Regions from separate parts of the Homo sapiens genome. Here region 1 is linked to region 2. Evidence: read pairs that join two places in POLR2A ChIA-PET (ENCODE). Cell type or tissue: Caco-2. All regions are shown on one strand. Each heading gives the region's core, and the rest is flanking DNA. Links, peaks and the distances in the headings are about the cores only.

The links. ChIA-PET counts read pairs that join two places held together with the same protein. Peaks named below come from ENCODE experiments on the same cell type or tissue, not always from the same donor. Only the 100,000 strongest peaks of a DNase experiment are listed, where the experiment ranks them.
Region 1: POLR2A ChIA-PET joins it to region 2 with 11 read pairs; 2 of 35 experiments call an interaction of 5 or more read pairs at or near these places.

The regions. Positions count from the first base shown.
Region 1 is chr13:112,678,979-112,687,738 of GRCh38, reverse strand. ATP11AUN (ATP11A upstream neighbor lncRNA) reads right to left here. Exons shown (of 3, transcript NR_164109.1): 2 at 8,101-8,562; 3 at 3,242-4,465. It overlaps LOC102725228 (a long non-coding RNA gene), which reads left to right. Exons shown (of 2, transcript NR_187633.1): 2 at 1-970. Among named protein-coding and RNA genes, the nearest start is that of ATP11A, 6.7 kb to the left of the region's middle. In Caco-2, for the core only: no CTCF peak of the experiment used is centred there; DNase peaks (open chromatin) are centred at 1,708 and 2,288.
Region 2 is chr13:112,518,718-112,530,567 of GRCh38, reverse strand. It overlaps TUBGCP3 (tubulin gamma complex component 3), which reads left to right. Exons shown (of 22, transcript NM_006322.6): 12 at 3,084-3,194; 13 at 3,518-3,626; 14 at 8,059-8,248; 15 at 10,547-10,682; 16 at 11,525-11,593. Among named protein-coding and RNA genes, the nearest start is that of TUBGCP3, 64 kb to the left of the region's middle. In Caco-2, for the core only: no CTCF peak of the experiment used is centred there; no DNase peak of the experiment used is centred there.

The DNA.
Region 1 (8,760 bases), core at 1,328-3,827, 160 kb before region 2:
AAAGTCCAACTCACCCTGTGCTATGGTCTGAAGGTGTCCTCCCAAATTCACACGTGGAAACCTAATCCCAAATACCTGATACCTAATCCCAAATATTAAGAGGTGGGGGCCTTGGGAGGTGGTTAGGAATGGGATTAGTGCCCTTTAAAACTGAGGTTTTTGGGAGCCTGCTTGCCCTTTCTGCCATATGAAGATGCTTAGAAGAGGCCTTCTATGAAGCAGAGAACTTTTCTCAGATGCCAGATCTGCTGGGACCTTGATCTTGGATTTCTCAGCCTTCAGAACTGTGGGAAGCAAACTTCTGTGTGTATGAATAGCCATCTAAAGGATTTTGTTACAGCAGCCTGAGCAGACTAAGACACCCTGTGAGTCAGTTATTTTTGGCTGTGTCACGAGTGACCGCGAGTGCAGGAGCTGAAACGGCAGTGAGTGGGTTACCATTTCTCAGGACCCTGCGGAATTGGTGCGATGGTGCTTCTGCTCCACCTGTTGTTGGCTGGGATTGTCCTGCAGCTGCATTCTTCTGGGGGTCAGCTGGGGCTGGAAGCTTCCTGTGGTCTAGTCACACAGCTGGGGTCTCAGCTAGGGTGATAGAACACTGGGGGCAGGCCGGCCTTGCTGTCTCTCTCTGGCTTCTCATCATTCAGTGGTCTAGCCTGAGTTTTTTACATGGCAGCTCAGGAGGGTCAATGTGGACGCTATACAGCCTGTAAGGCCCGGGTTTGGAAGTCCAAGAATATGACTTCTACCATGTTCTACTGGTGAATATAAATTCCAAGGCCAGCCTAGATTCAAGGGATAAGAACGTAGATTTCACTCCTTGATGGGAGGATCCCATGTACAGACAGGGATCCTTATGAGGGATTATGAGAACTCCTAATCCTTATGAGGGATTATCATACAGAGAATTTATGGGGGATTATCTTTGGAAATAATCTACCATAGACTGAATAAATGATAATGTAATGTGTTGGTGCCCCTCCCAGTGCATTCAAAAGTGAAACGACTGCCAGAACTCCAGGGCCTGCAAGTTTCTTCCTTCACATCTAAGCAGAAGGAGAGACTTCACAGTGACGTGCCAGCTAAGTCACGTGCCCACTCCTGCCCAGTCTGTCACGCAAGTAGCAGAGTCCCTGAGATGATTGGCTTAGGCCCGAGGTCAGTGCACATCACCAAACTAGTAAGTGTCCAAGGGGAATGAAATTGTCTTCGCCTCAAATAACCAGGACCTACCCCTGACCCACTGCGAGCACAGCTGCTTCACAGTGCTGGAGGGATGGGATGAATGAGGAGGAGGCAACAGCTAGGAGGCCAACCCCAAGACTTGAAATTGTGGGTTTGCAAATGGGTGCTTCAGGTGACACCCTGGCCACACCCTCACCTACACACAGACTCATAAACACCTATCCTGCATTCCTCCCTCCACCTTTCTTTCCAAAGAAATCTTGGATTCATTGGCCCCTAAGTGAAAAAAACTGGGGGGAAATAAGGGAGTGGGGGCAAAAAAATGAGGTCTTCCTGCAAAGACAGTTCAGAAGAATTGTTGCACCGAGACCTGAAATGACAAACCCAAAGCCAGAGCCAACTGCTGTAGACACAGAACCAGGAAGTGTGAATTATTAATGAGTGTCATTTTGGTGCTAGAAAGAGCTATTACCTGAGGGTGGTGACTCAAGCTGGGCCTCCGAGGGCAAACAGCCTTGCTCCTCCAAGTTACTGGCCCATGCTGTGCACACGTGTCTTCAGTCGCTATCCCCACAGGTCCAGAATTACCTAGGTGACCATCTCCCCAGGGATTGGTCCTAAAGTTCTTTTTTTTTTTTTTTTTTTTCCTTTGAGACAGGGTCTTGCTCCGTCTCCCAGGCTGGAGTGCAATGGTGTGATCCAGGCTCATCACAACCTCTGACCCCCAGGTTCAAGTGATTTTACTGCCTCAGCCTCCCCAGTAGCTGGGATTACAGGCACCCACCACCACACCTGGCTAATTTTTGTATTTTTGGTAGAGATGGGGTTTCGCCATGTTGCCCAGGCTGGTCTTGAACTCCTGACCTCAGGTGATCCACCTGCCTTGGCCTCCCAAAGTGCTGGGATTACAAGTGTGAGCCACTGCACCCAGCCCCTAGAGTTCTTCAATGGCAGAAACGTCACTTTCTGCCCCTCCGCAGGCCATTCTCTAACCTCCCTGGTCCCTTGGTCTGGAATCTTCTGCCCCACCCCATGTTTGGCCCCCTCTTAGTCATTCTCAGATGCCATCTCTCCCTACACCTGCCTGGGTTCCGGCTCGGTTATCACTAATCACTCCCCCACTTAGCATTCCTAATGGCACCACTTAGTAAAGCTTAGTTATTTTTCCACAGCAGTATTTCTCAACCCCGGTTACAGATTAAACTCACTTAGGGAATTTTTTTTTAACCAATAGCACTTCCCCAGGCTGGGCGTGGTGGCTCACGCCTGTACTTCCAGCACTTTGAGAGGCCAAGGTGAGACGATTAGGCAACATAGCAAGACCCCATCTCTACAAAAAAACACAAAAAAATAAAATTAGCTGGGCATGGTGGCCCACACCTGTAGTCCCAGCTACTCAGGAAGCTGAGGTAGGAGGACTGCTTGAGCCCGGGAGGTTGAGGCTGCAATGAGTTCCCATCATGCCACTGCACTGCAGCCTGGGTGACAGAGTGAGACTGTCTCAAATAATAATACTAATAAAATAGCACTTCCCAGGCAGCCTTTCTCCAGACATTTTGACTCAGTTGGTTTGGAGTGGGGTCCAAGCTTTTGTAAAAGCTCCCAGTGTAGCAGGTTTCTGAGTCGTTCATCTCAATGTCTGTCTCCCACCTGAACGTGAACCTGTTGGATGATCAGTTATCATCAGTTATCGACCTTTCTCTCCTCAGGCATAGCGTGGTGCTCAGCAGATGCTGAAAGAATTAGTTAACCTGCTATTTTAGCTGACGAGCACTAACAAAATGAAGAGCATAAGGCGTGAGCACTCGCAGAGTGAAAAGTGCCCCGTGCAAGGCCATCTATCCCGCATGACTCCTGTCACCGGGAAGGAGAGCTATGGAGAGTGAGGTCCTGCTCAAACGCCCCCTGAGATCATCTGCCATGCTCTGCCAGGCCATTTGTCCTGGAACGTGACGTAGAACATTGTCTCCTGTTCCGGGAAAGGGCCACATATGCAACATGGCCCTCAAACGCCGAAGGAGCTGAGAAACCAAAGAATAAGCCAGACCAATGAAATCTGTCAGTAAAGGGTGTTTTATTGGGGGAACCTACAGACAGAAGCATGGTCTTGGGTGGCTGGAGGACAGGCAGGTCTCTGCCCCTGTCACCCCAGACCCAGGGCTTCTGTGCCGTAGGGAAGAGGTGTAAGTGCTCTTTGCAAGACAACTAAAGGCAGCCCTTCAGAACAGGCAAGAGTGGTAGATGCGTCATGGCCCATAATTTGTGTGATCACATCAAGGCTGACATGTTCATATACTAGGGACAGGAAATCACATAGGAATTGGGAGGCGCTCAGGGGACTGGCGCCGGTCTGAATTCAGCATGGTGGATCAGCACCCAAGAGGAGTCACTACTGACTGGCCCCACATCTTCCTGTGCCCAGGAGGAGTTTGTGGGGCAGGGCCTCTGATTATTTTTGAAAATCTAGTTTAATTTGGTCATTACATTGGTGTCAAAAATGGAATAAGTTAAATTTCATTGTACTTCTTAATAAAAAAATTTGAATGGCATAAGTGCCAATCTCAAAGCATAACAACATTTAATATTCCAGACAATGCTGGTGTGAGCTCCGCTGAGAAAACTTTCACGGCATCTGGGGATTCCTGTGAGCTCCACTGTGAAAACTTTCACCGCATCCCGGGATTCCTGGACATGCCTGGGTTTAGTTGTCAGGGGATCTCATATTTGTTACTTTCACACCCATCCTGAGACACCATGAGTTCTTGAATTCTGCACCTTTGAGACTTTTGTCTCCTCTGTCACTTGAAGTCTTTTTCTTGTTAAAGTTTCTTCCTTCAGGTGTTCAGATGCAGGTCAGGAGCGAGACTGGATAAGCCGTGGTCTCCAGGTCTTTTCTCCTCGACAATGAGCGATCATTGGCTCCGTTTCACACCTAACGATGGGTAATCATGCAAAGTGGTTGCTTGTCCCAAAGCGAGCCTAATCGGGATTAATTTTGCTTCTCAATGTCCCATTTTTATTTCTCAGTAAGAATACAGGAAAGTATGGTAAGAATTCTTTTCTTATTTATTTTGTACACTCCCTTCTCCTTTGTTTTATTTCTCTAAAGGATCAATGATTTTAATTCCAGTTTTCTTCCAGAAAAAAACAACTAAGTTGTGTAGTGCTTAAAATTACCGATAAAGTAATGAAAGCAATTTGTTGGAATCATCTGTCTGAACAGTAACTTTAATATAGACCATTATAGCTCCTCTCCAACAGAGTAAAGATGATAGGGTATCTGAAATAAGAGGTGGATGATAATTAGAAATTTAGCATTATTCAAAGTAATTCGTACCTTTGGTCAAGCAAGTTGCTTGGATATTACATAACATCACTTTAATGAATGTTCAATTTATGAAAATCAAACTTTTTACTTTTAAAGGTAAAACTAAACTGTTTACTTTCTACAAAACTGAAAACTCACCCCTTTGCTTTTTTTTTTTTTTTTTTTTTTTTTGAGAGAGAGTCTTGCTCTGTTCCCAGGATGGGGTGCAATGATGCGATCTCGGCTCACTGCAATCTCTGCCTCCCAGGTTCAAGCAATTTTCCTGCCTCAGCCTCCCGAGTAGCTGGGATTACAGGCGCCCACCACCACACCTGGCTAATTTTTGTATTTTTAGTAGAGACAGGGTTTTACCGTGTTGGCCAGGCTGGTCTTGAATTCCTAACCTCGTGATCCACGTGCCTCGGCCTCCCAAAGTGCTGGGATTACAGGTGTGAGCCACCGCGCCTGGCCACCCCTTTACTTTTTTAAAGAGAAAGATAAAATGGTTTCCCTTAAAATATTTTTCATCTATTGTAACTTATAAGAATACTTAAATATTCTTAGATAACTGGAAATTATCTCAGTCTACTCAAAAAGCCAAAAAAGTATGAAAAAAAATGGTTTTGAATATATGCTGCTCAGTGAAGCCAGACTCAAGGGGCAAATATTGTAAGATTACACTGATATGAGATCCCCAGAGATATAAAATCCATAGAGACAGAAAGTATAATAGAATGGGGCCTGACAGGGGCTGGGGTAAGGGAGGATTGGACAGTAAGTATTTAATAGGCACAGAGTTTCAGTTTGGGATGATGTAAAAGTCATGGAATGGATGGTGGTGCTTGTACAACAATGTGAGTGTCTAATACTTCATGCCACTGAACTGTGCACTTAAAATGGTTAAAATGGCAAATTGTATGTTACAACAATTGTATGTTAACAACAAAAAAATGCTGTTTCCAGAACCAGAGATAACTTTTTTTTTTTTGAGACGGAGTCTTGCTCTGTCGCCCAGGCTGGGGTGCAGTGGCACAATCTCAGCTCACTGCAAGCTCCGTCTCCCAGGTTCATGCCATTCTCCTGCCTCAGCCTCCCGAGTAGCTGGGACTACAGGTGCCCGCCACCACGCCCGGCTCATTTTTTGTATTTTTAGTAGAGACGGGGTTTCACTGTGTTAGCCGGGATGGTCTCGATCTCCTGACCTCGTGATCCACCTGCCTTGGCCTCCCAAAGTGCTAGGATTACAGGCGTGAGCCACTGCGCCCGGCCTAGAGATAACTTTTTATGTTAATGTTCAATTATTCTGAGTTCCACTTCAGAAGACAGAGCTCAAGAAGAAGAAAGACTCCCAAAACCAGTCAGGAGTTCAAGACCAGCCTGATCAACATAGTGAAACCCCATCTATACTAAAAGTACATATATATATATATATTTTTAGCCGGGTGTGGTGGCATGTGCCTGTAATCCCAGCTACTCAGGAGGCTGAGGCATGAGAATCGCTTTGAACCTGAGAGGCAGAGGTTGCAGTGAGCCAAGATCACCCCACTGCATTCCAGCCTGGACGACAGAGTGAGACTCTGTCTCAAAAAAAAAAAAAAAAAAACAGCCAGTCACAGTAGCTCACATCTGAAATCCCAGCACTTTGCAAGGCCGAGGCAGGCAGATCACTTGAACCCAGGAATTCGAAACCAGCCTAGGCAGCATGGGAAGACCCTGGTCTCTACAAAAAATAAAAAATTAGCTGGGTGTGGTGGCTCACACCTGTGGCACCAGCTACGAAGCAGGCTGAAGTGGGAGGATCACCTGAGCCTGGAAGGTTGAGGCTGCAGTGAGCTGTGATCACGCCACTACACTCCAGCCTGGGCCACAGAGCAAGACCCTGTCTCAAAACAACCACAGAAACAAAACAACATCGACGAGACCGACTTCTGCCTTAGTAACACACGTGAAGAAAAACTCTGATGCCACCGTAGTTGTGTTGGCAGCCCACAACCTCGCCACGTTGAATGTCGTGATACAGGCTGCACCGGTACATGCTTCAGCTTGGATAACTTTAAGGAGGAGATGGAAGCTGGCGCTGGAGACCTGGCCATGTGCCAGGAATCTCACACCCACCTTTGTGCACTTCTGTAAAAGGATGGCAACACGAGTGGTGGGCTCCACTGCTCCGGTTTTTCTGATGAGGAAACCTAAGTCCAAAATCCCACTGCTTGAAGACAGTGAAGGCAGGAATCACCCCTGGGCCAGCTGGATCCCAAGGCCACCACAGGCTTGTGGCTGGATCACCTGTCCCCTAATCACGGCCATTCCCAGCCCGGTCCCTGCGGTCCGCTGGGCTGACCCACCTCAGGACGGCTGGGACCCACAGTGGGTGTTGTTGGTCTCTGGCACACACCTGCTTCTCCCTCACTCCCCCACTTCCCTCCAAGGCCCATCTTGCTAAGATGGAACAAGAGGGAATTGAGAACATCAGCTGTGCAGTCAGGGGAGGGCCCATTGCATCCTGCAGCAATGCCTCAGCCTGCCGAGGCCCCTGCTTGCCTGTCTGTAAACTGGGCACAATCATGCCACCTACTTCTTGGATCCACAGAGAAAGACTTTGCCTGAGGCCGGGCACTAGGGGCCACCTTCCCCAAGCGCACTCCTCTCACCCGTCCTGCTGGGTCTCCCTGGCTTTCCCCACCTTGTCCACAGAAGGCCCTGGCCCAGGTCCATCTCTTCCTTCAGGTCCAGGGCGGGACACTCTCCTGCCCTGCTGCCCTCCTGTGGATGTGGAAAGCAGGATGGCAGTGGCTCCCGGCCTGGGTCCCAGGGCCCTGCATTTCCCCACCACTCAATGACTCCTCATGCCCACGAGCACTGGTCTTGCCTCCAGGGTACCTCTCCTGTGACCCTGGCCCGCCCACCCTTTGCTGCAGTGAGCAGGGCAGATGCAGGAGGGGAGGAGGGCATCGCCCACCCCTGCTGTTCCTCCACACTTGGCAGCATCAGTCTGGGAAAAACGGAGAGAGGTTTAAGCAGGTCCGGGAGAGTCCTCCCCTTCCACGCGTCTCCGCCCTTGCCCTTTATTAAGCACTGCGGCGGCTCTCCATCCAGTGGAAGGTGTTGAGAGGCAGGGCTGGGCTGAGAAGTGCATGGACCGAGGACAAACGGGCTTGGGCTTGGTCCCACCTGAGACGCTGGCACCCTGTGGGAGAGGGGAGCCCGGCACCCACCTCACTGCCTTCAAGCATGAAACAGGAGTGATGGGCCTGGCCCAGGGTGATGAGGAGAGCCAGATGGGCCGAGGCTCTGGAAGGTAAAGGGCTCTGTGGCACGTTTCCCCAGCTGGAGGGAAGATGGTCTGGTGGGTGTGGTTAGTATCAGGGAGCAGAGAGACCCCAGCTGAATGACAGAATCTGTATAAAGTGGCCGGCAGGCTGCCCAATGCACAGTCTGCTCAGCAAGGGTTTTTCCTTTCTGCTTGGTCCCCCACATCGGATGCACAGAACCCGTATTCTCCTGGTCGCTGTAGTCCAGCGGCAGGTTCCTGATAGCTCACACCCCTGCTGAGGTTCCGCACAGTTTTCAAATTGCAGCCACAGCTCGGAGCCCTCCCCAGCCCCTACCTGGCAGCTGTAACTGCTTCTGTGTCCCTGAGGCACTCCTGCGACCTTTATAGGTCAGGCAACCTTGTGGCTGGTCCCATGACGCAGCCTGAGCTCGGATCGGCGGCTCATCACGGGATTCATCACGGGGGCCTCCCTCCAGACCTGCCGGGTCCATCTTCAGGGAAGAGGCCCAGGCACGTGTATCTTTCAGAGGCTGACACCCTGGGTAAGAGTCTCTGCATTGAGCAACGCAGAGCCTCGCCTCTGGTGAGTTCATCCTAACAAGGTCCCAGGATGCACGGATATTCAGGACCACCTGGAGATGGGCCTCAAACCTTGGTTCAGCTCTCAGATCACTAGAGGCTGCTGCAGGAGGCTCCCGTCTTCTTTGTAGGTAATATTTCAATGGGTCAGAAACAACCTTCTGATTGGGAATGGAAGAAGAAAGGCATCGAATGGTTGGTTTTCTTCTGTGTAATTCTACAAGGGTACACCAAGAGTTTATTTTCTGTATTACAATGAAACTTTGTAAAAACTTTACCTCTCCCTCTCCCTCTCCCCGGTCTCCCTCTCCCCCGTCTCCCTCTCCCCCGTGTCCCTCTCTCCCGTCTCCCTCTCCCTCTCCCTCCACAGTCTCCCTCTGATGCTGAGCCGAGGCTGGACTGTACTGCCGCCATC
Region 2 (11,850 bases), core at 4,022-6,521:
AAAGCGGGCCTCCCGCACAAGTGCGTTTCACACCCCGAGGATGCTAAGTTTCTGTGTGCGCCGTTGGTTGGAAAACATCCACCTATAAGTGGACCTGCACAGTTCAAATTGGTGTGATTCAAGGGTCAGTTGTATATGCGATTTTTTCCTGGGAAGAACTATACTTTTCATCAGATTGTTGGAAAGGGCTGTGGTAGTTAAGAACAATCTATTTTTAATGACTACATGGTAATATTTTGTAATTCATTTATATATTCCCTTATTTTTAAGACATTTAGCATAGCATATTAGAAGTATAATATATGCTGACGAAGAATATTTTATTCCAGTAATGCAAGTATAACATTTTATTTAGAGTTTATTCATATTCACAAATGAGACTGTCCTGTAATATTTTTGGTATTTTTCTAATCACATGTGCTAGTGTTATGCCAGTTTCATGAAATCAACTGAGGCCATCCTATGTGTATTTCTGTGGCCTAGAATACGTTAAGCAACCTGAGAATTATGTCTTAAAAAGTGTTAGTAACCCTGTGCCTTAGTGGTAGCATTTTATATTTCCAGTTTCTTCTGAAGATACCGTTTTCAGGGTCTTCTCTCTCTTGCTTCTTGGGTTACTTTTGACCATTACATTTTGCTAAGAGATCGTTAATTTTGTATTGCTATGTAATTTTTAAAGATATTTGGAATTTATGGAAAGATCACCAAAAAGGCACTTTGGGTGTGATACGACTGAAATGTGTTTTACAGTCTGACTGGAGAACTCAGCTGCCATGCATCACAGGGCAGTGCTGAGTCTTAGGCCTTCTGGCTTTTAATTGAAAATACTGCCAAGTGCTGAGGTCATGGTCCCGGTACCATTTCTCCCTCAAAGGAAGTAGGGCTCCTTGGAGAAGTGGCTGATTCTAGGTATTGGGAGAGACAGAGCTAAGCCTAGAGCACCATCTATAGCAGAAAAGTAGGGCAGACCACTGGGGTCCAGGGTGAAGGACGCAGGAGCGGCTTGAAGAGGCTCCCCCTCCCCACATAGGAGATGGGGAGCCCCAGGAAGAGCATAACTGTGATGGAGGAAGCACTGGACACGCTTAAATCCACGCTCTCATGATCATAAAAAACGAATTGGTCATCATTGGAGAATGTAAATAGAGGCATTATCAGATGCTTCCTCAGCATTTTTTGATATAGTCAAATGATTTCCTCTTTTAATCTGTTGATATAATTAATTCTGGTGATATTAACAATTCCTGATGAGGCATCCTTAGCTCAGAGGAAAGGATGGTGTATTCATTAAATGGGGCCGGCTCGGCCAGTAAAGAAAAAAATGCCATCCAGGAGAAGACGTAGACTTCCCCCTTATAACATACTGTGTGCCAGGATTATACCAAGTTCCAGAGGAATTAAAGATCTAGGTAATAGGCCAGGCATGGTGGCTCCTACCTGTAATCCCAGCACTTTGGGAGGCTGAGGCAGGCAGATCGCTTGAGCTCAGGAGTTTGAGACCAGCCTGGGCAACATGGTGAAACCCTGTCTCTACCAAAAATGCAAAAAATTAGCCAGGCATGGTGGTGTGCTCCTGTGGTCCCAGTTACTTGGGAGGCTGAGGTGGGAGGATGGCTTGAGCTGGGGAGGCAGACGTTGCAGTGAGCCAAGATCATGCCAGTGTACTCCAGCCTGGGCCACAGAGTGAGACCCTGTCTCAAAAAGAAAAAAAAACAGATCTAGGTAATAAAAATAACTCAATAGAAATACTGAAAGAACATGATGGACAATATTTTCATAATCTAGGAATGGGAAGATCTTAGGAAGACAGGAAACTCAGAAACCATAAAGGAAGACTGACATTTATCTACATATAACAAAAAAATAGATCAGAACTAAAATATGGACCATACTATAAACAATGGCAAATGATTAACTTGGAAAAATTAAATCTCTAATATTTAATGATTCACAAATGGTCACTATTCCTAATGTACAAAGAATTTTTGTATATTGATGAGAGAACAAAATGAATAGCAAGATGGGTCAAGGGCATGAAAAGACCATTCACAGGAGAAGAAAAGCAAATGGCAATTAGAACTATGAAAATATGCTCGGCTTCATTTTTGGTTAATGACAGCAATATAGGATAACCATGATTCCACCTGACTGGCAAAATCTAAAATGAGCCAGGATGCAAAAACAGGACATCTTGCCCGTGGGAGCGTCAGTCTACACAGCTGTGTGGAAAGGAAACCTGGCATTGTCTATAAAAACTAAAAGCTACTTTAATTCAGCAGTTGTGCTTTTATAAAACAAGTTTATAGAAATAAAAGTGCAATTCTATTAGGGTGTATGATTGAAAAATGAGAATGGCTGCATTGTTGTAGTGGCAAATAAACTGGAAGCAACAGCAATTGAATTTTCTCCTTACTGCTCAGTTTCCTTTCTAACGGCAGTGATGTAGGTGCCCGTCAGGGTCAGGGCAGGGGAGCTGCATGCCAGTGAGGAAGAAAGCTCCTGAGCACAGATGGTTCCTGGGGGAGCCACACAGGGGTCACTTCTACAGTGCCACCTGGCTGGTGCTGGCCCCTTGTACACATGGGTACATGTACAGCAAGGTCTGCCCATAGAGCTTGGGACTTGTCTGTGAACAGAGGACGCCGGCCTGGGCACCTCTGTGTTCCAGGCTTTGGGGCTTTGCAAAAGAGAGACTGCAAGGGCAGGCAGACTGATGGGAGGAGACACACAGCTGCTGCCTGTGAGGGAGGGGAACCCCAAAAGCCTGCACCGTTACTGAGGAAGAGCTCCGTGTGGCCCAGGAAGCCTCAGTATTATGCTGCAGAGGCACTAATGGACATTCTGAATCTCCAAGGAAGACATAACTTGTTTTTGTTATACTTTAGTTTTAAAAGTTTAGGAAATACATAGTTCAATTTAGAGAGATTTCTGTGTTTCATACAAGTTTTATTGTATAAATAGGTAAGACTCCCTGTGTCTGGAGAACTTGGCTTTCTAGAATAACTTACTCTTTGATGTTGCTGTTGGTTAATATTTTGCCATAAATATCACTCTTGAACATTTCCATGCCCCTTTGCTTTCAGTTTTTTGTAGCATCAGATCCAACAGTTAAAACAGATCGACTGTGGCACGACAAGTATACTTTGAGGAAATCGATGATTCCTTCGTTTATGACGATGGATCAGTCTAGGAAGGTAGGATTAGAAGAGATTTTTGTGATTTTGATGTTTTATGGCTATGTATACTTAGATTATGTGACAAAACCAATTTTCAGTTAAAATTTCATGCGTTTTGAGATTGTTAACGTTCTGGAGATGAAGTAAGTGCATGTTAATTGAATACATCAGTATAGTATGTGTTCAATATATCTTTGAGTTACTAGAATTCGCTCCATACTGTAGCAGATGCTCTTGTTAGTTTTCAATCAATAGCCAATTTGTAGCTTACGAATATTTGTAGATTTGGGCAGTCGTTTTAAATTTACATAAAAGTAATCATAGAATGTTTTTCTTTTTAGGTCCTTTTGATAGGAAAATCAATAAATTTCTTGCACCAAGTTTGTCATGATCAGACTCCCACTACAAAGATGATAGCTGTGACCAAGTCTGCAGAGTCACCCCAGGACGGTATGATGATGCTGGTGGGGTGGTGATGATGGCAATGGTGTGATGTTGATGATGATGTGAGGATGGTGATACTCATGGTAACAGTGATGTTGATGACGTAGTGATTGTGATGGTGTGATGATGGGGATGATGGTGATGTGATGATAATGATGTTGGGGATGGGTGGTGATGATGGCGATGATGAATGCGTGGTGGTGGCAGTGATGGTGGTGATGATGTTGATGGTGATGATGATGGGGGTAATGATGGTGGTGTGATGATGGTGATGTGATGATGTTGGGGATGGATGATGGGGATGTGATGATGGTGTGCTGGTGGTAGTGATGATGGTGATGATGATGATGGTGATGATGTGGTGATGGTGTGATTATGGTGATGTGATGATGTTGGGGATGGGTGGTGATGATGGCATGGTGGTGGCAGTGATGGTGGTGATGTTGATGGTGATGATGGTGATGGTGTGATGATAGTGATAATGATGGGGATGGGTGGCGACGGTGATGATGGCGTGGTAGCGGCAGTGATGGTGGTGATGATGTTGATGGTGATGATGGTGGTAATGATGGTGATGGTGTGATGATAGTGATGATGGGGATGGGTGGTGATGACAGCGATGATGATGGCATGGTGGTGGCAGTGATGGTGTTGATGATGTTGATGGTGATGATGGTGGTGATGATGGTGATGGTGTAATGATAGTGATAATGATGGGGATGGGTGGTGATGATGGTGGTGATGATGGCGTGGTGGTGGCAGTGATGGTGGTGATGATAGTGATGGTGATGATGGTGGTAATGATGATGGTGATGTGATGATAGTAATGACAATGATAATTGTGATGGATGGTGATAGTAATGATATGATGATGGTGATAGCGGTGATGATAGTGGAGGTGATGATGATGTGCTGATATTACAGATTACTTAAAAGTATTTTTTGTACCATAGGATTTATAGATTATTAGAATTACTCTCTGATACACCTTAATACATAGTATTATGTATGTATATATATAGTACTGTGTAAATTTTTAATTTCCTTTTTATACAGTTATACAGTAAGTGTTGGAATAGGTATAGCTGTTTTAAAATGATAAAGTGGCAGTGTGCCAAAATAAGAAATAACAGAAAAAATATTGCTAATGGTAGCCTATTCTTTGGGATGCAAAGGCTTTGTTTGGAGAAGAGCCAGGACTTATTGCACTTATTGTGTTTATTGCATTCAGAATGTCGCATGAGCGTTCAGCCTGTGGGAAGTGCTGAGGCTTTCCCTCGTTCTCTTCCTTTTCCCCATTTGCCGCCTGCCCCACCCTCAGTAATTTCATGATGTTTTGTGTATGGCTAACTTATATTTATAGCTCTCCAGTTTTGGCTGTATTTGCTATTTATATTGTCATGGTTCATTCAAAAGATTTACTTTGCGTAGGACACTGTGGTAGCTACAGGAAAGAGACAATGACTTCACCATGACTGTTCCTTTCATGAGCTTATTAGTCTGGTCTTGGAGAGGAGATGTGTAGTAAAATAACCAGTAGTCAGTAATAAAGGTGAAAGTGATCAGGGACGTGAGATGTGCAGGTGAAGCGCTTTGGGTATTTTCAGGCAAGGCTCAACAGGAAGGCTTTGGAAAGAGGCAGGAATTGCACTGGCCATGGAGAAGGAGGAGAATTTGGTTGTGGGTTATTGCGCAGCCCAGGACAAAGGAATAATGTGCATGGAAGTGCAGAAGAGAAATAGGACGAATTAGACTTATCTAAAGATTGTAGTGAAAATAAAAAGTTATTATTTAATAATGTGACAGACTAAAGAGAGACAGACTAGGACCTCATGTAGGAAGCAGGATAGGTTACTGGGTATGGTTTTAGCTACAGGTGTTACTGGAATGACAGATGTTCTCTTAACAGGACTTGGCTCTCTGGACAGGAGGGCTGGGGATCAGGAAGAGTCAGTGATGGCACTAGAACTCTGAGCTCGTGAGGCCAAGTCGGAAGGGCAGCAGGGGATTTCGGGAGAGCATAGCACTGAGAGAGGAATGTCATTTCGGGCAATTTGGTTTTCAGTAGCTGAGAGGACTTACTAGTGGAAGCTTCCAGCATGTATTGGAAATGCTATACTGAAACTCTGGTTAAAAGTCAGGGCCGAATATAGAGATTTTGGAAGCACTTATCTCACCATGGTAACTCAGGACAAGGCAGGATGGTGTAGCAAGAGCTCCCGTGTGGTCCAGGGGAGACACCCTTTCCAGGCATGTGAGAGCCATGGGCCCTCTCACCCTAAAGCATTCAGACATAATTTTACATGTATTTTTTTGTGGGGGGGTACATAGACCCCAGATTGTTCCTGGAATAGAGATAGATGTGATCCAATATAGATTTTGGGGAAATGCTTCTACACTGAAGAGGTGGAAGGAAGAAGAACCAGGAGAGCAGTTGTGTTCGAGTTGTGACCTTTCATAGTTCCTAGAGAAGGCGGCGCACACATGGGCTGTGCCTGGGACAGGGCGTCCCCATGCGCCTGCTGTGCCGGAGGCTCTCCATGAAGGTTGCTGCTGCTTGTGTGAGCACCGCGTCTGCTGTGCTGCTGGCGGCCCCTGTACCCACCGCCCCACATCTGCAGATTCAATCAACTGAGGATCAAAAACACTTAAAAAAAGGCAGCCACTAAAAAAATACACAAAAAACCAAGACAATTTAACAGCTATTTGCATAGCATGTACATTGCGCTAGATATTATAAGTAATTTAGAGATGATTTACCGTATATGGGAAGATGTGTGTAGGTTAGGTGCAAATATTGCTTCATTTTGTAGAAGAGACTTGAGCATCAGGGAATTTTGGTGTCTGTGGGGGTCGTGGGATTGGTCCCCTGCAGATGCTGAGGGTGACGGGGCGCTGCTGCTGCTGACGCTGCTGCTTCTCTGTGACGACTCCTGTGGTCCCCGTCGTCCTGTCCATGGCTGCCAGGGTCTGCGGAGAGCAAAGTTTCTGCTGTTGAGTATTTATAGTATAACTGGGAAGACAGAAGATGCAAATCCTAAAAGACTCCTAGTAATGGTCAAAAAACAGGAGAACATGTCAAATTCATTTTTATCTGTGAAAAAGTTATGAAGATTTAAAAGTGTGAATAAAGAATAAATAGTGAAAATTTAAAAACTGAGCACGAGAGATGCCTCAACCCTGAAGGAGCAAAGAGAGTTCCGAGGAGGCTCTGGGTTCTGTGTCTTCATAGGCTGCTTTGGGCTAAGACTGATTCAAACCTTCTCTTTGGAATGAAAATTTTTAATGACTCAAACAAGGGTGTAATGAAAACATTTCTAGAGAAAAATCTTTATGTCATTAAAACTACGTAGATCAATGGAAATAGAACCCCATGCCCTTAAAACAGGACTGTGGTGAGCTCATCAAGGGGTTCCGTGGTGTCGTGACTCCAGGCAGACCTCACTCATCCTCAGATAACTACAGTTTCTTCACTGGGAGCATCTTAGTTGTTTGCTACTAGTGTGAAATTGGAATAATAGCAACACTAAAATAGGCCTGTCTTAACTGCTTTCTTATTCGGAAGGACAAACAAATCTTAAGAGTCTTCTGGTATATTTAAACTGGGTAACTCAGATAGTGGAAAGAGACTTAAACTCTGAATCAGAAGATCTCGCCTTTCTTGTCCTTGCTTAGTCTTCAGCTAGCGTTTTGCCTCCTTCTCTCAGTCTGAGGTTGTTCCTCCCACTGGGGTTATTGTCTAGCTTAAGTATTATTGTGGGTTTAATGAAATGAAGTATTCATATAAGTTTTAAAAATGGTTTTGTGCTTTGCAGATGTAAATCAGCACTGTAAGAAGCTCTGTTATGTGTATAGTCTCCACCTGCAATTTCTTCTCAATAGAAAGCTATGGAAATGCTTTCTTCCGCTATGTTACTGCTTAGAGTCAGGCGTCTTTATTGGTGACAATCTGGTTTTGTCCCCTAGACATCTCCACCAATCTCCGTAGAGTTCACTCTATGGTGCATGATACTACTACTCAACTTTTGCGAGTTGTACAATTCACAAAGCTTATTTGCATGTGCTGTTTTGGTCTTAAGACTAATTTATGGAAACATCTTATGGGTATGGACGGGTGACTCAGCACTGACTTGCCCTATTACCAGTGTGTTTTGGTGAGATTTACGGTTAGTTACAGTGTATTAAGGGATTTGGAAATCATGAAGACACACATGTAGGTGTCTGCTGTGAACCCAGCTGGCAGAATTGTTTTCATGTGTGTGGTCTTAGGGCTCTGGTCTCCTTTGTGGAATGTCCAGCTGTCTGTGCCTGCGGTCAGTCTGTTACTGATGCCACAGGCAGTGGTTGGCCCTGAGTCTGGATGTATGTGCCTTCATTTCTCCTCTGTGGAAATACAAATTACATATGCATGTGTGCTCTTCCCTGTTGTTCTTTACAGCTGCAGACCTATTCACAGACTTGGAAAATGCATTTCAGGGGAAGATTGATGCTGCTTATTTTGAGACCAGCAAATACCTGTTGGATGTTCTCAATAAAAAGTACAGCTTGCTGGACCACATGCAGGCAATGAGGCGGTACCTGCTTCTTGGTCAAGGAGACTTTATAAGGCACTTAATGGACTTGCTAAAGTAAGGCACTATTTTGATTTCTATAAATAAGTAATATATTTGACATGATAAGGAATCTTGTATTTAAAAGAATAAATTATATTAAAAGAAAATGAGTTGAATTCTTCGAGCATACTTTTTAAAATAAAATCTGAAAAGAATGTAAAATTTTCAAAAGGTAAAGCCCCTTCATTTTTCTCTGGTTATCAGCAGAGCATCATTGTCATGTTCTGTGCTTTATTCATAAGAGAAACTGGCATTTCTTTCCAAAACTGTGGGGCTTACAGTCTTCATGTATGAGGAGTTGGTCAAATCACACTTAACTTTAGCTTGAGTTTGAAATAAAGCTGAAAAATAAAATATATATTTTAAAGTTGAATTTTACTTTTATATTTGTAGTTAATGTTCACCTAAAAATGAAACTATGACCTTTTCATTTTGCTCCCTGACATTTCTCATGGCATCTTCCCTTCCAGAGTTAAATGTATGTCCTTCTCCACAAGTTCTGGACCAGAGCCTGCTGTGCTTCTAGGTCTAGAGACAGTGCAGACCCCGGCCCAGGCAGCGTGAGCCTGGGCATGAGCATCCCAGGGGTCCACAGCCTGGGCCTGGAGATTTTCACCCAAGTGTTTAGAAGAATGAAACTTCTTTTCTGGTGTTCCTTTTAGGACACTTAAAGTAAGATAAATGTTCCCTTTAAGACACAAAATAGTAACTTACCTTTAAACCCTGCCAGTGCTCCCCAAGCAATTGTTTTAGGCCTCAGGTCCTCAAGTTTCAGTGTATCACAGACTAGAAAGCTTGCTGCAGTAGCTTGTGGGCCCACTTCAGAGAATGAGATTCTCAGGTGTGGGGTAGAGGATTTGCATTTCCAGCCAGTTCCAGCTGCTGGTGATGCTGCGTTTGTGGGGACTACACATTGAGAAGCACTGTTTGAGACATGCAGGCTCTTACATCCTACCTTCTAGCCAGAAGCCAGTCTCCCGTGTGAAAACTCATGTGGCTTTTTGAGGCGTACACAGCCATAGCTGGCTTGTGACATGCTCATGCCTTAGTCATAGCTGATGCCTGCTAACACATTTGTAAGAAAAGAAAGTTCACTAGTACAGTAAATGCTGGTTGTGATGAGGTCAACACCTGTTTGAAGTATGAGTGGTGATGAGCTTTTAAAGGGGAAATGTTCTCTAATGCCATGGGGGCATGGGGTGTGTATGTGGGTCAGTTGGTGCAGATGGAGATGAGGAGCCAAAGTGAGGTTTGGAGGACACTGATGGTGTCATAGGTCACATCATAGAGCCGGCTGAACGCATTCGCCTTGTGCCCAATCTTAATGTTGAAAGTATCACATGCGTGCTATAAAATGAAAAATTCATTTCTCCTCAATGTCGTATTTTAAGTTCCTAGTTTTTAGGTTTATTTGACGTTGTGTGTCTTTTTCACCTTGTCTCTGCCCTGTGTTTTGTAGAGCTTACACGTCTACCTGAGTTGATTAGTGGTGTTCCTAACTTGGTCACCCCCGATTAGAGACGTGTTAGCTTCATATTTATAAAAGCAGATATCAGTAACCCTCAAGAAATGCTTGCTGAAAGTGTAGTGTTTCTTGGCCCTTTAGAATCATGACATCCATGTACCTAATTGCTTTGATTTGATGGAGGCCTCTCCTCTTCCCATTGGGTCTAAAAGGAAATTATATCAGCTCATGCTACTCATAGGCCAGTCTGAAGTTTGAAAACTTTGTTAACATGTATAGCACATTTAAGTACTTTCAATTTAAGCTGAATCAAAATCAGTTCTTTTTTTTTCTTTTTTTTGAGATGGAGTCTCGCTCTGTCTGTCACCCAGGCAGTGTAGTGGCACGATCTTGGCTCACTGCAACCTCTGCTTCCTGGGTTCAAGCGATTCTCCTGCCTCAGCCTCCAAAGTAGCTGGGATTACAGGTGCCCGCCACCATGCTGGGCTAATTTTTGTATTTTTAGTAGAGATAGGATTTCACTATGTTGGCCAGGCTGGTCTCAAACTCCTGACCTCAGGTGATCCTCCCACCTTGGCCTCCCAAAGTGCTGGGATTACAAGCTTGAGCAAATGTTCCTGGCCAAAATCAGTATTTTTCAGATTTTAAAGAAATGTAACTCCACAATAATTAGTAAGCCCTGTTTGCAGTTAATGCTCTGAAGCTTTTGTTGCCGCATTATTGTATTGGTCCCATTTGTCTTTTGAGTTTTTATAATTTGAACTCTTACTTTTAATAGTTTATACGTTTTTTAAAGTTCATTAAGAATTGAAGTAATATTTTCTTTAATTTTTAAAAAATTTGTTAAGACCAGAACTTGTCCGTCCAGCTACGACTTTGTATCAGCATAACTTGACTGGAATTCTAGAAACCGCTGTCAGAGCCACCAACGCACAGTTTGACAGTCCTGAGATCCTGCGAAGGCTGGACGTGCGGCTGCTGGAGGTACTGCGGCTCTGCGTGTTGGGAACGCCGCCCCGGCACCGAGGACCCACTGGGCCGGGGTGTTCTAGCGAGTGTTTTCCATGTTGTTTCAGGCACAGCTAGCCGTTATCTTTCTGGAAACTGGGCAGCCTGAGTAGGAACTCCACTCTGTGGCTTGTTACTGCCTGGTCAGCACATCTGCTCCCTCTCCACCATCTGGGTTTCCGTTTGCCCATCTTGCAGCGGGGAGCCTTGCAGGGCTGCTAGGCTTAAGCTGGAGAAAACGCATGACACCCTTGCCCTGTGCTGGGCAGCATATCACAGATGCTTAGAAAATGGTGCTTTCTTCTCATAGTAAATCCAACAGGAGCACAAGACATGGTGTACGATGGTATTTATCAGAAAATGGATGCTTTTAGTTGCAGTTTGGTAGGACATGACTTTTCTTAAGGGTGTGGTTATTATGAACATAAACCCACTATTTACTTAGTTGTGATGGAAGATCATTAGCAGAACGGTTGGTTTTCTTAAAATATTGCAAGAGTCATCTTGGAATAAAAAGATTTGGAACATATTTAGAGGCAGTGGGTTTTCGTCGTAAGCAAATGGTGATGAATTTTAAACGCATAGTCACAATATTCATTCAGAAATACACCATGCATTGCCAGATGTTTGCAGAGCACCTACTGTGTGCTCATTATTGCCTAATTGGTGAGGTTGTAGAAGTTAACAAGAAGATGCACTCAGAACTGTTGAGCAGTTTTTAACAATTGGGCATTATTTTACTGCTTTTTCTTTGCGTTAACAAGTTCTTCAGCAAGAAGCTTAAGGTCTTGCAATTATGTGTTTGTTTCTGTTGTTAGGTCTCTCCAGGTGACACTGGATGGGATGTCTTCAGCCTCGATTATCATGTTGACGGACCAATTGCAACTGTAAGATTATCCTGCATCATTTTATAGTATTTACAACTATTAAGATTGTTAAACATTTTGTTTGAAATTGGCTTTCTTCTCTGGGGACTTCTAATTCAAGTGATCACTCGACATCTAAGATCTACTCATTGAATGAATACTTAAGCCAAAATTGTGTGTGTGTTTTAAATGATTATTAATGAGTACTGAAATGCTCTATTATTTTAAAAATTCTTAAAAATATCATTTGTTCTATCATAGGTTTCAGCAACTCCTTA